Regions from separate parts of the Homo sapiens genome. Here region 2 is linked to region 1. Evidence: chromatin contacts called from ENCODE Hi-C or POLR2A ChIA-PET data. All regions are on one chromosome and are shown on one strand. Each heading gives the region's core, a stretch centred on a gene start or an enhancer-like site at or near the end of the contact. The rest is flanking DNA. Distances are from core to core; before and after follow the strand shown. Region 1 overlaps UBOX5 (U-box domain containing 5). Region 2 holds the start of DDRGK1 (DDRGK domain containing 1).

What was found. A loop is a pair of places that touch in the nucleus more often than their neighbours do. ChIA-PET counts read pairs that join two places held with the same protein, here RNA polymerase II (POLR2A). Pooled maps may share reads with other maps.
Region 2: a loop to region 1 is called in a map of dorsolateral prefrontal cortex, with 2.0 times the contacts of the local background. The contact joins the promoter of DDRGK1 here to the enhancer-like site in region 1. A Hi-C loop is called at or near these places in 8 of 168 maps with a recorded cell type or tissue (CD4-positive, alpha-beta T cell, CD8-positive, alpha-beta T cell, HepG2 and 3 more), 1 of 37 single-sample maps with no recorded cell type and 25 of 50 pooled maps. POLR2A ChIA-PET finds 5 or more read pairs at or near these places in 10 of 52 experiments (HEK293, OCI-LY7, RWPE1 and 6 more).

The regions. Positions count from the first base shown.
Region 1 is chr20:3,116,374-3,120,892 of GRCh38, forward strand. The region is part of intron 3 of UBOX5 (U-box domain containing 5); the gene reads right to left. The region is part of intron 5 of UBOX5-AS1 (UBOX5 antisense RNA 1); the gene reads left to right. Among named protein-coding and RNA genes, the nearest start is that of UBOX5-AS1, 12 kb to the left of the region's middle. Within about 2 kb of position 1,723, at least 8 of the 41 ENCODE cell types and tissues checked have a DNase peak (open chromatin) inside an H3K27ac peak, as active enhancers do; they include dorsolateral prefrontal cortex, where a contact is called at or near this core.
Region 2 is chr20:3,203,432-3,208,300 of GRCh38, forward strand. It overlaps DDRGK1 (DDRGK domain containing 1), which reads right to left and starts at 1,251. Exons shown (of 9, transcript NM_023935.3): 1 at 1,106-1,251. The coding sequence starts at 1,196. It also overlaps a transcript of ITPA not described here. RefSeq lists an enhancer at 943-1,162.

The sequences.
Region 1 (4,519 bases), core at 473-2,972:
GGCCAAAGGGGTAGGGGGACAGCTGCCCAAGAAAGACCCCAGGGACCTGTGTGGCAGAAAAATTTGCAATGCTGTCTCAAAGAGGAGAATGGAAACTTTTGTCCACTGTTTGCAGGACACAGGACATCAGCTCAGGGCCTTGAAGGAGCCCTAGTCAGCGTGGTCCTGAGTCACCAAGTCTGTCAAGGCCAACAGGACTGAGACCTCCACAAACTGACGCTGAAGTCTAAGGACCTTTTTCCTTGTTCCACCCCACTGCGCCTCAGATGTTTCCAGGAGTTTCTGAAGGTCATGTTAACTAGAATTTACTCTTAAAACCAAAGACACAGAAATAAACGTTAAGCATAGTATTTGCATAGTCTTTTAGAAGAACATAGGAAACTAAAAGAATGATCAACCTAAACAGAATAATTTCCATAAGGAAAAAGAAAAGGTTGCCAGGCCAGGCACAGTGGCTCACACCTGTAATCCCAGCACTTTGGGAGGCTGAGACAGGCAGATCGCCTGAAGTCAGGAGTTCAAGACCAGCCTGGTCAACATGGCGAAATCCTGTCTCTACTGAAAATACAAAAATTAGCCAGGCGTAGTAGTGCGTGCCTGTAATCCCAGCTACTCGGGAAGCTGAGGCAGGAGATTCGCTTGAACTCAGGAGGCAGAGGTTGCAGTGAGCCATAATCACACTACTGCACTCCAGCCTGGGTGACAGAGCGAGACTCCATCTCAAAAAAAAAAAGGAAACGTGTCAAAGAGCTACCCTCCACAAGCACCAAGCACTGACAATCACAAGGACTTCTACTAGACAGGCAGAGTGGGTATTCCAATACTATTCAATTGTTCCACAGCACAGAAAAGAAAAAATTCTAAATTCTTTCTATGGAACAAAAAAATCATCAATGACACCTGACCAAAGATGGCACACACACACACACACACACACACACACACACACACACACTACAGTCCAACCCCACTAATGAATACAAAAATCCTAACACTAGCAAACAGAACCATTAAAATCTATTAACAGGGGCCAGGCGCTGTAGCTCATGCCTGTAATCCCAGAGTTTTGGGAGGCCAAGGCGGGTGGATTGCCTGAGCTCAGGAGTTTGTGACCAGCCTGGGCAACATGGTGAAACACCGTCTCTAATAAAATACGAAAAATTAGCCGGGTGTGGCGGCATGTGCCTGTAGTCCCAGCTACTCAGGAGGCAGAAGCAGGAGAATTGCTAGAATCCAGGAGGCAGAGGTTGCAGTGAGCCAAGATCGCACAAGTGCACTCCAGCCCGGGCGACAGAGCGAGACTCCGTCACTATATAGATAAATAAATAAATAACAGGGCTGGGCGTGGTGGCTCACACTTGTAATCCCAGCACTTTGGGAGGCTGAGGCAGGCAGATCACCTGAGGTCAGGAGTTCAAGACCAGCCTGGCCAACATGGCGAAACCCCATCTCTACTACAAATACAAAAATTAGCCAGGCATGGTGGCGAGCGCCTGTAATCTCAGCTAATCAGGAGGCTGAGGCAGGAAAATCACTTGAATCCGGGAGGCGGAGGTTGCAGTGAGCAGAGATTGCGACACTGCACTCCAGCCAGGGCGACAGAATGAGACTCTGTCTCAAAAAATAAAAATAAAAATAAAAAAAATTAGCCAGTATGGTGCTGTGCGCCTGTAGTCTTGGCTACCGAGGCAGGAGAATCACTTAAATCCCAGCAGCAGAGGTCGCAGTGAGCAGAGATTGCGTCACTGCTGCACTCCAGCCTGGGCGACAGAGGGAGACTGTTTCCAAAAAAACAAAACAAAAAGAAACCATTAACAGGCCGGGCACTATCGCTCATGCCTGTAATCCCAGCACTTTGGGAGGCTGAGGCAGGTAGATAACCTGAGGTCAGGAGTTCAAGATCAGCTTGGCCAACATGACAAAACCCAGTCTATACTAAAAATACAAAAATTAGCTGGGCACGGTTGTGGGCACCTGTAATCCCAACTACTCTGGAGGCTGAGGCAGGAGAATTGCTTAGACCAGGAGGCAGAGGTTGCAGTGAGCCAAGATTGTGCTATTGCACTCCAGCCTGGGTGACAGAGTGAGACTCTGCCTCATAAAAATACAAAAATCAGCCAGGTGTAGTGGCTCACACCTGTAATCCCAGCACTTTGGGAGGCCGAGGTGGGTGGATCATGAGGTCAGGAGATCAAGACCATCCTGGCTAACACAGTGAAACCCCGTCTCTACTAAAAGTATTAAAAAAATTAGCCAGGTGTGCTGGCGGGCGCCTGTAGTCCCAGCTACTCAGGAGGCTGAGGCAGGAGAATGGCGTGAACCAGGGAGGCGGAGCTGGCAGTGAGCCAAGATCGCGCCACTGCACTCCAGCCTGGGCGACAGAGCGAGACTCCGTCTCAAAAAAAAAGAAAAAAAATCAGCCAGGCGTGTTGGCACGCACCTATAGTCCCAGCTATTCCAGAGGCTGAGGCATGAGAATTGCTTGAACCCGGGAGGCAGAGATTGAAGTGAGCCGAGATCACACCACTGCACTCTACCCTGAGTGACACAGTGAGACTCCATCTCAAAAAAAAAGGAAGGAAGGAAGGAATTATTTAGGTTGAATTACACAGAAGTTTGTCACTGATCTGTGTTCTCGAACTAAGAAATATGAAGATGGAGGCTAAGAAATCATTTCTCTTAATATTATAAATAAGCAATTAACAAATACCTTGGGAAAAATAAGAATACAATAGAAGTGAGGAGTGTGACTTTCAAGATTACATTCTAAAAGATGGATTTCCCTCGTCTGTGCACTCTCTCTGGAACGCACAGCTCCCACACAGTACACTGCCCTATGGAGAGGCCCACAAGGCAAGGAACCGAGGGCAGCCTTGGGCCAACAGCCAACCAGCAAGTGAGGCCTCAGTCCAACAATGCATCAACGAGCTGAATCTTGCAACAATGATGTGGGTGAGACTAGAAGTAAATGCTTCCCCAGTTGATCCTTGAGATGACCACAGCCTCAGCCACCAGTTTGATGGCAGACTTGGAAGACCCTGAAGCAGAGAATCCAGCCAAGTTACGCTGGGATTTGTGATCCACAGAAGTTATGAGACAATGAATGTTTGTTGCTGTAAGCCAGTAAGTTTTGGGGTAATTTGTTACCTAGCAATAGATAACCAATACTTCTTTAACATGATAAAAACATCTATCTCAGGCCAGGCGCGGTGGCTTATACCTGTAATCCTAGCACTCTGGGAGGCTGAGGTGGGCGAATCACCTGAGGTCAGGAGTTCGAGACCAACCTGGCCAACATGGTGAAAACCTGTCTTTACTAAAAATACAAAAAATTAGCCGGTGTGGTGGTACATGCCTGTAATCCCAGCTACTTGGGAGGCTGAGGCAGGAGAATTGCTTGAAGCTGCGAGGCGGAGGCTGCAGTGAGACGAGATTGCGCCATTGCACTCCAGCCTGGGTAACAGAGTGAGGCTCCATCTCAACAACAACAAAAAAACATCTATCTCAGCCTAAGATCCAACATCCAGCTTGCCCTGAGGTATTCACACTGAACACATTCAGCTGCAGAGGTCACCCAGTGAACCAGGGCTGCTCACCTCAGGAGAGAGCAGCATCACCGGCCCTAGAAATCACTGGCAATGCCCCAGGGAAGAGGCAGGAAGCCAGGATCCTTAAATCTCATACTCAAGAATGTTGCAGGCCAGGCACAGTGGCTTGCAGATCCCAGCACTTTAGGAAGCCGAGGCAGGTGGATCACGAGGTTAACAGGTTGAGACCATCCCGGGCACCATGGTGAAACCCCTTCTCTACTAAAAATACAAAAATTAGCTGGGCGTGGTGGCGCGCGTCTGTAATCCCAGCTACTCCAGAGGCTGAGGCAGGAGAATCACTTGAACCTGGGAGGCGGAGGTTGCAGTGAGCCAATATCACGCCACTGCACTCCAGCCTGGTGACAGAGCGAGACTCCATCTCAAAAAAAAAAAAAAAAACAGAAGTCGAGTGCAGTGGCTTACATCTGTAATCCCGGCACTTTGGGAGGCCAAGGTGGGTGGATCACAAGGTCAGGAGATTGAGACCATCCTAGCTAACAAGGTGAAACCCCGTCTTTACTAAAAATACAAAAACTTAGCCAGGCGTGGTGGCGGGCGCCTAATCCCAGCTACTCGGGAGGCTGAGGCAGGAGAATGGTGTGAACCCGGAAGGCAGAGCTTGCAGTGAGCCGAGATCATGCCACCGCACTCCAGCCTGGGCGACACAGCGAGACTCCATCTCAAAAAAAAAAAAAAAAGATTGTTGCAATTTTACCTGGTGGATCCTGCCAAATGCAATAAAGAAGAAAAACAGAAAAAAACACAAAGAGAATATTGCAATTTGTCCACACATTTACTGAGTGCACCCTCTTCAGTGTGGCTTTTCTCTTCAGTAACCCTCTCCTGAAAGGAAGGCCCACAGACCTAGTCCTTTTTCCTTTTCTGTGTCCTCATGCCACATGGTGAGGGGGGCGCACAGAGAACCTCCA
Region 2 (4,869 bases), core at 1-2,500, 87 kb after region 1:
AAATGACAATGCTGCCTATAAGCCCAGCCCGGCCCATGGCAGGAGGAGCGGCAGCCCGGAAGCCTCACCTCCTCTGCTTAGCGGCCTGCTGCCCACAGCACAAGGCCCCGACTTCTCAGTCTGACTGGCAAGGCCTTTTCCACCAGGCCCACAGCTTGGTCCCAGGCGGGGGCTCAGCCCTTCCCTCGGGCCTGTGTGAATACTCCTCTCCCCTCCCGGCTCCACCTTTCCAGCTGGCCTGTCAGGAGGCCCCTATCCTGATGTCCCCAGCTCTCATCGAGTACCCCCTGCAGGAATCCACTGATTTCTCGCCTAACACCACCTGTGGTTTTATCTGGCTCCCCAGCCAGAGAGTACACTTCCCGGCGGTGGCCGAGCCTCCCCCGGGAAGACCTGCTGGATCTCCGCCTTCCCTCAGCGTGTCCCTTCCGCTCCTGGGAGCGCGCAGGTGCTCAGAGGTAGCTTGTGGGCCCAGGGAGCAGGAAAACACATATACAAACCCGCCCGCTGACCAGAAATGGGGGGAAAGAGGGAGGATGGGTGTATCTGTTCTGTGCCCTGGCCAATGACATGGCCTTCTGATCGGGGAGCGGATTGGGGAGGGAGAGTGGGCCCTCTCCTTGGCGGGAAGGGAGAGAGCTTCAGGAATTTCCTGGAGCCGCCTCGCGCTTCTCCAGCTCGTGGGGGACAGGCAGAAAATATTCAGATGCCCCCTTCCTGGCACCTGCTCTGGAGCCAGGCTGGGAGGAATGGAAAACCCCTGCGGCCTCCCTAACAGGTGCAGAGGGAAAGGGCCCCGACGGTGACGGATGGGAGTGTGCGCCGGCCAGGGCCTCAGGCCTTTGGAGGTATGGAGTTCCCGGGGGTGAAGAGAGGGATGAGGCCAGACTCTGGCTTGGAGTCGAGAGAAAGGGGTAGCGGCGCGGCCACCGATTCCAGGTAGGGCACTGCGGAAGCCCCACCCGGCACACGACTAGCGCACGGACGCGCATGCGTCCCGCCCGCCCAGGTGCGCACGCGCAGGAGCCGCGGCGCGACGGTCCACAAAGGCTCAGAAGGCCAGAAAACCCGGTACCACCAACCCTGGTGCAGCGGCATCTCCTACCTGATGCCGCCCGGCCCCGGCTGCGAGTCAGGAAGAGGATAAAGCCGACTAGCAGAGCCGCCGCTACCAAGTACCACACAGGCGCCACCATGACGAGGGCCTCAGTGCAGAACCACTGCGTCCACCCTGAGGCCGGGATCTCATAGGCCCCGCCCCTATTTCCCAATCTAGACTCCGCCCACTACTCGGAGCCCCGCCCAGCGGCACATCACAGAGAGGCTTTAATGTCAGACATTAAAATGAGTTTGGGGGGTGTAAAGAAACCCACAATGTTAAGAGGAAATTATAGCAGACGGTATGTCCAGTAGAAAACATCTATGTATGTTTTTTTTTTTTGAGACGGAGTCTCTGTCGCACAGGCTGGAGTGCGGTGGTGCGATCTCGGCTCACTGCAACCTCCACCTCCCAGGTTCAAGCGATTCTCCTGCCTCAGACTCCCGAGTAGCTGGGATTACAGGCGCCCGCCACCACGCCCGGCTAATTTTTGTATTTTTAGTAGAGATGGGGGTTTCACCGTGTTGGCCAGGCTGGTCTCGAACTCCTGACCTTGTGATCCACCCACCTTGGCCTCCCAAAGTGCTGGGATTACAGGCGTGAGCCACCGCGCCCGGACTATATATGTTTTAAAAATCACTAAACAATCCCACATAGTGTTTATGGAAACAACCGTGGAAAAAGTACGAAAAGAGGCTTGGGACTGATGCACACCAACTTCAGGATAGCGATTACCTCTAGGAGGAGGGAAGCGGGTTGGGGTTTTGCTGTATCTGTGACACTGAATTTCTTTCTTTCTTTCTTTCTTTTGAGGGGAAGGGGAGGGGAGGGGAGGGCAGTACTGGAATTTATTAAGCTTTTTGTATACATGATAACAGAAGTAAAGATTTATTTCAGGAGCCAGGCACAGAGGCTCGTCTGTTAACCCAATACTTTGGGAAGTCTAGGTAGAGGTGAGCCTAGGAGTTCAAGACCAGCCTGGGCAACATGATGAAACCCTGTCTCTACAAAATACAAAAATTAGCCAGGTGTGGTGGCATGCACCTGTGATTCCAGGTACTTGGGAAGATGAGGTGGGAAGATCACCTGAGCCCAGGGAGGTCGAGGCTGCAGTGAGCCATGATCATGCCAGTGCACTCCAGCCTGGGTGATAGAGTGAGACCCTGTCTCAGAAAATAAAAATAAATAAAAATAAATTCAGGACCAATGAACAATGGTGAGAAAGGGATTTGAAAAAATACGGGCCAGATGAGGTGGCTCTCCCCTGTAATCCTAGCACTTTGGGAGGCCGAGGTGGGCGGATCACTTCAGGTCAAGTGTTCAAAACCAGCCTAGCTGACGTGATGAAATCCTGTCTCTACTAAAAATACAAACAATGAGTGGGGCGTGGTGGCACATGCCTGTAATCCCAGCTACTCGGGAGGCTGAGGCAGGAGAATCACTTGAACCCAGGGGGCGGACGTTGCAGTGAGCCAAGATTGCACCACTGCACACCAGCCTGAGCGACAGAGCAAGACTCTGTCTCAAAAAAAAAAAAAAAAGAAAGAAAGAAAGAAAAAGAAAAAGAAAAAATATGGGCTGGGCGAGGTGGCTCACACCTGTAATCCCAGCACTTTGGGAGGCTGAGGTGGGTGGATCACCTGAACTCAGGAGTTTGAGACCAGCCTGACAAACACAGTGAAACCCTGTCTCTACTAAAAATACAAAATTAGCTTGGCGTGGTGGTGGGTGCCTGTAATCCCAGCTACTTGGGAGGCTGAGGCAGGAGAATCTCTCGAAGCCGGGAGGCAGAGGTTGCAGTGAGCCGAGATCACACTATTGCACTCCAGCCTGGGCAACAGAGTGAGACTCAGTCTCAAAAAAAAAAAAAAAAAAAAAAAAGCTGGGCACCGTGGCTCACGCCTACAATCCCAACCAACACTTTGGGAGGTCGAGGTGGGTGGATCACCTGAGGTCGGGAATTTGAGACCAGCCTGACCAACATGGAGAAACCCCATCTCTACTAAAAATACAAAATTAGCCGGGTGTGGTGGCTCATGCCCATAATCCCAGCACTTCGGGAGGCTGAGGCAGGCGGATCACGAGGTCAGGAGATCAAAACCATCCTGGCTAACACGGTGAAACCCCGTCTCTACTAAAAATACAAAAAAATTAGCCAGGCGTGGTGGTGGGCGCCTGTAGTCCCAGCTACTTGGGAGGCTGAGGCAGGAGAATGGTGGGGACCCGGGAGGCGGAGCTTGCAGTGAGCTGAGATCGCGCCACTGCACTCCAGCCTGGGCGACAGAGTGAGACTGTCTCAAAAAAAAAAAAAAAAGAAGAAGAAAGATACAAAAATTAACCAGGCATGGTGGTGCATGCCTGGAGTCCCAGCTACTCAGGAGGCTGAGGTGGGAGAACTGCTCGAACCCAATATGCAGAGGTTGCAGTGAGCCGGGACCACACCACTGTACTTCAGCCTGGGCAACAGAGCAAGACTCCATCTCAAAAAAAATAAATAAATAAAAGAATGAAAAAGAAAGTTATCTATGGACTTGTAATTATAGATGTCAGTTGTGATCTTTTTGTTTGTTGGTTTTTTGAGACAGGGTCTCACTCACATCACCCAGGCTAGAGTACAGTGGCACTCTTGGCTCACTGCAGCCTCGACTTCCCAGGCTCAGGTGATCCTCCCACCTCAGCCTCCTAAACAGCTGTGACTACAGGTGTGTGCCCCCAAGCCCAACTAATTTTTTGTATTTTTTGTAGAGACTGGGTTTCACCATGTTGTCTAGGCTTGTCTTGAACTCCTGGGATCAAGTGATCCACTGTGCCCAAGCTAGTTATCTTACATTACAGAACACCTACTATGTACCAGGAGCTGGGATTTAAGAATGAGAGGTGAGGCTGGGCACCGTGGCTCAAGCCTGTAATCTCAGCACTTTGGGAGGCTGAGGTGGAGGGATCTCCTGAGGTCAGGAGTTTGAGACCAGCCTGGTCAATATGGTGAAACCCCACCTCTACTAAAAGTACAAAAATTCACTGGGTGTGGTGGTGCATGTCTGTAATCCCAGCTACTCAGGAGGCTGAGGCAGGAGAATCCCTTGAACCCGGGAGTCGGAGGTTGAAGTGAGCCGAGATCGTGCCACTGCACTCAAGCCTGGGCGACAAGAGCAAGACTCCATCTCAAAACAACAACAACAACAACAACAAAACACAGTGGCTGATGCCTGTAATCCCAGCACTTAGGGAGGCCGAGGTGGGCATATCACGACGTCAGGAGTTCGAGACCAGCCTGGCCAACATGGTGAAACCCCGTCTCTACTAAAAATGCAGAAATTAGCTGGGCGTCGTGGGGGGTGCTTGTAGTCCCAGCTACTCAGGAGGCTGAGGCAGGAGAATCGCTTCAACCCAGGAGACAGAGGTTGCAGTGAGCCAAGATCATGCCATTGCACTCCAGGCCAGGTGACTAGAGCAAGACTCCGTCTCAAAAAAAAAAAAAAAAAAGAAAAAGAGAGGTGAGCAAAAACAGATATGGTTTTTACCATTAGGATTTTTAGAAGAGAAAACAGAATCACACAAATGAATATCTATTTGCAGTGCAGAGGTCAGTGCTATGCAAGCAGATGAAAGGGAGCTCAGGGAAGGTTTTCCTGAGCTGGGGCTTGAGCTGGCTAAGATCCAAGAAAGGCATCCATGTAAGGTGGGCTGTTTTTCTTCTTTTCAGGCTCCTCGGGGTAACTGATGTCCCCCAAGCCCTCCTCTGCCCCCAAATCCCCATGGCCACTCCTCTA